2 separate regions of the Homo sapiens genome follow, and region 2 is linked to region 1. A link is an interaction called in ENCODE POLR2A ChIA-PET data of the cell type or tissue named here. Cell type or tissue: Panc1. All regions are shown on one strand. Links, peaks and the distances in the headings refer to the core of each region. The heading gives the core; the rest is flanking DNA.

What was found. ChIA-PET counts read pairs that join two places held together with the same protein. Peaks named below come from ENCODE experiments on the same cell type or tissue, not always from the same donor. Only the 100,000 strongest peaks of a DNase experiment are listed, where the experiment ranks them.
Region 2: POLR2A ChIA-PET joins it to region 1 with 18 read pairs; 2 of 35 experiments call an interaction of 5 or more read pairs at or near these places.

The regions. Positions count from the first base shown.
Region 1 is chr14:23,529,693-23,532,493 of GRCh38, reverse strand. ZFHX2 (zinc finger homeobox 2) reads left to right here. Exons shown (of 10, transcript NM_033400.3): 4 at 773-1,013; 5 at 2,300-2,374; 6 at 2,726-2,784. LOC124903289 (a long non-coding RNA gene) reads right to left here and starts at 2,480. Exons shown (of 2, transcript XR_007064079.1): 1 at 2,410-2,480; 2 at 122-2,048. It also overlaps a transcript of THTPA not described here. RefSeq lists an enhancer at 1-211. In Panc1, for the core only: no CTCF peak of the experiment used is centred there; no DNase peak of the experiment used is centred there.
Region 2 is chr14:23,445,523-23,448,323 of GRCh38, reverse strand. No RefSeq gene overlaps it. Among named protein-coding and RNA genes, the nearest start is that of MYH7, 11 kb to the right of the region's middle. In Panc1, for the core only: no CTCF peak of the experiment used is centred there; no DNase peak of the experiment used is centred there.

The DNA.
Region 1 (2,801 bases), core at 228-2,727:
AAAGTGATAGGAAAACCCTGGGTGACAAATGGAGAAAAAGGAAAGTATGCACCAGGTAATGACATATGTACCAGGGTAACAAAGTGACAGACATGGAGAAAGAGACCAAAGGATAGTAAACTCTGACAAGTGAAACAGACTTTATTCAGCTCTTCTGGTGTTTGGCCCTGGAGGGAGGGGTGGTATCAGCTCAGTTTGTCATGTCACCAGAGGTTCAAGAGGATGGAACCAGACTCCATTTGCATGCTGGGAGGGAGTCCAGGAGTGGTAGGAGAAAGAGAAAGGGTTGGGGAGAGCAAGCAATAATACTTAGGTGGCCATAGGAGGGAAAGGGGGGGTTTCAGGAGCAGGAAGCGAGGGGTGGGGAGGGGGCTGCTGCTAGTCAGTCTCCCTTAGGGAAGGCAAAGAAGTCCCCTGAGGCTAGGTGCGGTGGCTCACGCCTGTAGTCCCGGCACTTTGGGAGGCCGAGGCGGGAGGATCACTTGAAGTCAGGAGTTCGAGACCAGCCTGGCCAACATGGTGAAACCCCATCTGTACTAAAAATACAAAAATTAGCCAGGTGTGGTGCGCATGCCTGTAATCCCAGCTACTCGGGAGGCTGAGGCATGAGAATCACTGAACCCAGGAGGTAGAGGCTTCAGTGAGTAGAGATCATGCCACTGCACTCCAGCCTGGGCAACAGGGCAAGACTCTCTCTAGAAAAAAAAAAAAAGTCCCCTGAGGTCTGGCATGTCCCTTCTGGGCCTGAGCCAGCCTCTTCCCATGGTTCTAGTTTCTGCTGGACATGGAGGGAGCGGAGGCAGGGGCAGAGCTGGGGCTATACCACTGCCTGTTGTGTGCGTGGGAGACACCCTCCCGCTTGGCTGTGCTGCAACACCTGCGCACACCTGCCCACCGCGATGCCCAGGCCCAGAGGCGTCTGCAGCTGCTACAGAATGGCCCAACCACTGAGGAAGGACTCGCAGCTCTTCAGAGCATCCTGAGCTTCAGCCACGGGCAGCTCCGGACTCCCGGTGAGGAAGAAGGGACTGGAGAATAAGAGCTGGGCAGGGAGGGCAGCAGGATGTGGGGAGCAGGGGGGCTGCGGAGTTAGAGATACAAGGAAGGCGAAGAGGGCCTGTAGGCCACCTATACTAAATGGGAAGAAGCTGCGAAGGGATAAGACAGAATGAGCGTGTCAGGCACTGTGGAGGCTACCTTGAGTGGAGGGGCAAAGAAGGGCAGGGGCTTTGCTGGGTGGATGACATAGAACAGGAAGAGGGTGAAGAGGAACCACCCAGTGATTCTGAGTAGTGACTAGTGTCCTGGTAATGCTGGAGGGTGGCAGGCTGGAGCTGGGTAGGAAGGAGAGAGAACCTGTTTTGTGCTGGGCCAGGGCTTCTTGGAAGGAGATAGGAGCTGTGGGCATGATCCAAAGGCAGCAGGGATGGGAAGAGGCCCCTGACAAGCTTCCCAGCCTCTTCCTGTCTCCTAGGAGGTCTTCAGCCCTAAGGCTGGGCTTAGAGTCACCCTTAGGCAGCTGAGGTTGTACCAGCAGAGGCCGGGAACAGCCAGCCAGGCACCATTGATCCAGAGGGTACAGGAGAAGAGCCTGCAAGGGGCTGCCAGAGGTGGGCATGGGCGTCGGGCTTTGCAGAGCCAGTGGTGGGCAAGGGCGAGGGCATGGGCAGCAGGAGCCAGGAACACGCAGCATTGACTGGTGCTAATTGAATTGCCAATATGCTGGCTGGAGTTAAGTGCCGGAGGGGCCCAGATCAATAGCTAACGATCCTGGCGCAGGGCTGAATGGAGTTAAGGAACTTTAACACTTTAATTAGGCTGCCACCGAAAATAAATTCCTACACATCTGTCAATTCTTACTTGAGCGGTAATCTCCTCTTCCAGCTAGACCTGCCACTTCCTGCTCACTGCAGCAGCTGCTTCCATTCAGCCAAGGCTTCCTTCTTCAGTGCCCCTCCTACTACATTTCTCTGGGGCTTCCCATTTCCTGGGTCATTTAAGACAGGGAGCTGAGTTTGGTCTTGTTTCTGCTGTCTACTGCTGGACTTCTATAAAAGGACAGGAACTGGACTCTTAATAAAATGATCTCTTAGGCCCTACCAGTTCTAATACTGTAATTTTCCCTCTATCTTCTGTGTGGGTGTTTCTTTTTGTTGGCTTTTCATACTCTCCTACCTGCTGATTGAGCCATCCATTTTCTCCTTCATTGACTGGCTGCTTGTCCTGCTTCCTCTGTCCTATGTCCTCCCTTCCCTGATGCCACACCTCTTTAAGCTGACTCTCCCCCCATCCTACACAGGGAAGGCTCCTGTCACCCCCTTAGCTGAGCCACCCACCCCTGAGAAAGATGCCCAGAACAAGACAGAACAATTGGGTGAGTTTTCCCTCCCTTCCCCCCAGTCCTCCTACCTTCTGAGACGCTCACGGGACCTTGCAGTAATCCAGGAGCCCAGCAATGTCTGTGCTCAAGGAGCAAAACTGATTAAAGAAAGGGCTCATCAGGGGGAAGGGAGGCTGAGCCACGAGAGGCTAGGCACTTCCGCCCTCTTTGAGAACTCAGACCTGACCATCCTACTGACCCGGAGTCAGCCCTTGCCAAGCCTCACCTATCTACTGAGTTTCCTGCCCTTTCTCTAGTGCCCAACTCCCTACCCTGGAAGCTCTCTGCTACAAATCATCTTGAGGGCTGTCAGGGTTCCTTAATCTCCTCTTCTTTCATCCTCAGCTTCAGAAGAGACAGAAAACAAGACTGGCCCTTCCAGAGACAGTGCCAACCAGACCACGGTCAGAATTGGGGTAAC
Region 2 (2,801 bases), core at 198-2,697, 84 kb after region 1:
TTCTTTATAGGAATGTGAGGACGGACTAATACATATTCCAATTTATCCTTTAAGTCTCGCCTAAAATGGTGTTTCTTCCAGACAGCCTTCCCTGATCGCCAGTCCAAATCACGTGGCCTTGCTTCATGCTCCCATGGCATCCGGACTTTGCCCTTCATAGCACCTGGTACTTCCTCCATTATAGTACCTGTTCTGTTATATTGTAACCACCTCTGTGCTTGTCTGCCCTGCTACGGTGTTAAAGTAATTGAAATGGACACTGGGCCTGAGGAATCCCTGAGCAGGAAAAGCCAGTTAGGCCTCTTAAGTGATCTTAACCTTGCTTGATTTGTGAACATAAGTGAAACTTAACTTGGGCTATTTCTTGTAAATGCCTATGTTAAAGAAAAACAGAACTTAAGCTCAATGAATCAGAAGCAACCAACAAACTTATAATTATGTGACTAGGGACTTTCTAACAGGACAGACCAAATAAGACAGCTGTATACCTGTAACCAATCAAATGTTTTATTTGCCTTACTTCCATGTTCCTCCTGTAAAAGCCTCCCACTTGTGTACCCTTAGTGGAGCCCCCCAGCCACTTCTGGTTTGGAGCTGACTGATTCACGAATTGCTGTTTGCTCAAGTAAACTCTTTTAAATCTTATGTGCCTCAGTTAATCTTTTTAACAACATTATTCTGTGAGCTCCCAAAGTCAAGACTATGCCTGCCACAAAGCTGGTGCTAATCAATGTTGGTGGAATGAATTCCTGGGGTGTGGTAAGCTGTGTTCCTGTTAACTGGAGCAGAACAGTAGGCCTGGAAGGACCTGGGATCTGGAGTTAGACAGGACCCAGTGAGATGGGGCAGATCTCAGAGAATATTCTCATTGCAGAGGCTGGAAGGATGTGGACTAGCCTGGCAGCAGATGAAAGGAGGTAGTCTATTAAAGCAATCAGAATCAGGAAGATGTTCTAATAAGAGGGCACTGGAACAGGTTTGGAAAGCCAAGCAGGCCATAGATAGTAATAGATACATTCACTGTTAGTGAATTCACTGTTTCTTAGAACATGTGCCTGTAACTTCATATACATAATCCTCAAGATAAGTATATGGAGTAGGTATTGCCATCCACATTTTACAGATAAGACTGAGGTTTAGAGCTGGGATTCAGAGCAAGATCTTCTTGGTTCCAGAGCCTGTGCTCTTTCCTCTACATTAGTGCTTCTTAAACTTTAATGTGCACAAAATCACCTTGGGTTCTTGTTAACATGCTAATGTCTCAATAGATCTAGGCTGGGGCCTGAGGTTCTGCAATTCTAACAAACTCCCACTGATGCTGATGCTGCCAGTCTATGGATTATATTTTGGGTCATAAGACTGCACATGATACTGCATGTTTTTTCTCAGAGAGGGTAAATGACACACCCAGGTCACATAGCTGGTTCGTGGTAGAGCCAGGATTTTTTAACCTAAGTCTGACTCCAAAATCTATGTTCTTAGTTATCAAAATATGCTATCTCCTTCTATGAGCAGGAAACAGTGCCCCTGGCTTCTTGGCTGGGGCTTAAGGGAAAAATCTAATCCCTGAGAAGTAGACAGGGCCAGGAAGACGAAGAGGGTTACCAAGACAAGGCCTCTGGCAGAGGGAACCAGGGCTCAGTTACCGGCCTGCGGCACAGGGTGGGGCCCAAGTCTTAGGAACAAGATAGAAGCTGAATTTCTAGAACTAGGGCACAGCAGCAAGAGTGACGATGCTGAGACTCCAAGTGTAGGCCAGAGCCCATGCAGGTCCTCCTCCTGGGTTCTCACATGCATCCAGGGACAGGGGCAGGACTGGCCCTTCAGGTATAATGAGGCATGGGAGAGGGGAAGTAGGACACAAGGGCTGGGAGCCAGGCCACTCCTCATATTTTCTTCCCCAGGATTCTTGGCACTGCCCAGAGAGGTGAGGCCTTCCTGAGGCTCACCTTTGGGGCTGTAGACCCCACTCCCTGCACTTCCCTTTCTCACCCTCCATTCTCTTGATTTCAAGCCTTCCTCCCACCTTTGGTCCTCCACATGCATGCTCCCTGTTTGCAAGAGAGGATGGTTCCATATCTCAGGCCCTTATCCTACTGACAGAGCTGTCAGGAGCCATAATAATTATCTTATATTTTTCTTTCCTTTTTTCCATCCCACCTTTTCCCTTTGATTGGGCAGGGCACACAGTGGGTCTCTGAAAAGGCAGAAACTGGGGAATTAGTATTGGCTTCGTGTGGGGCCCGCAGTGGGGAGGAGGGGGAGCAGCACAGAGCAGAATGAGAGTAGAGAGTTGGGCGTTTCAGTTGCTTCTGGTCTCATACTTTCACATCAGGAATCCAGCCATCCATGCTACACCAGCTGTCAGCTCAAGGGCTGCATCAGTCATCAACTATATTAGGATCTTGCTCAAAACTTTTGATTGACTTTTGGCTAAAGGCCACTTTAGAGCTTCCACACAAAGAACAGGTACAAATGTGACATTCAGGATGAGTTCCAGAGTTCAAAACAGAAAAACGACCAGATAAAATGACCACCTTTTTCTGAGCATGAAAAATGTGGCATTTCAGAACCAGCCTTGCAAAAGTAATTACTAGGCATCATTATGCCAACGCTACCATTGTGAAAAAAAAAAAAGTCTTTTTCACAAGCAGGGACAGGTGACTCTGCCATGAGGATAATCTCCCATGACCCGAGAGTCTACCATGCACCTACTGTCACTTCTGACCCCAGACAGATGTTGTCCAAGTGACCTCTCCTGAGAGGAGGATGTCCAGGAACAAAGAAGGGCTGAAGTTAAA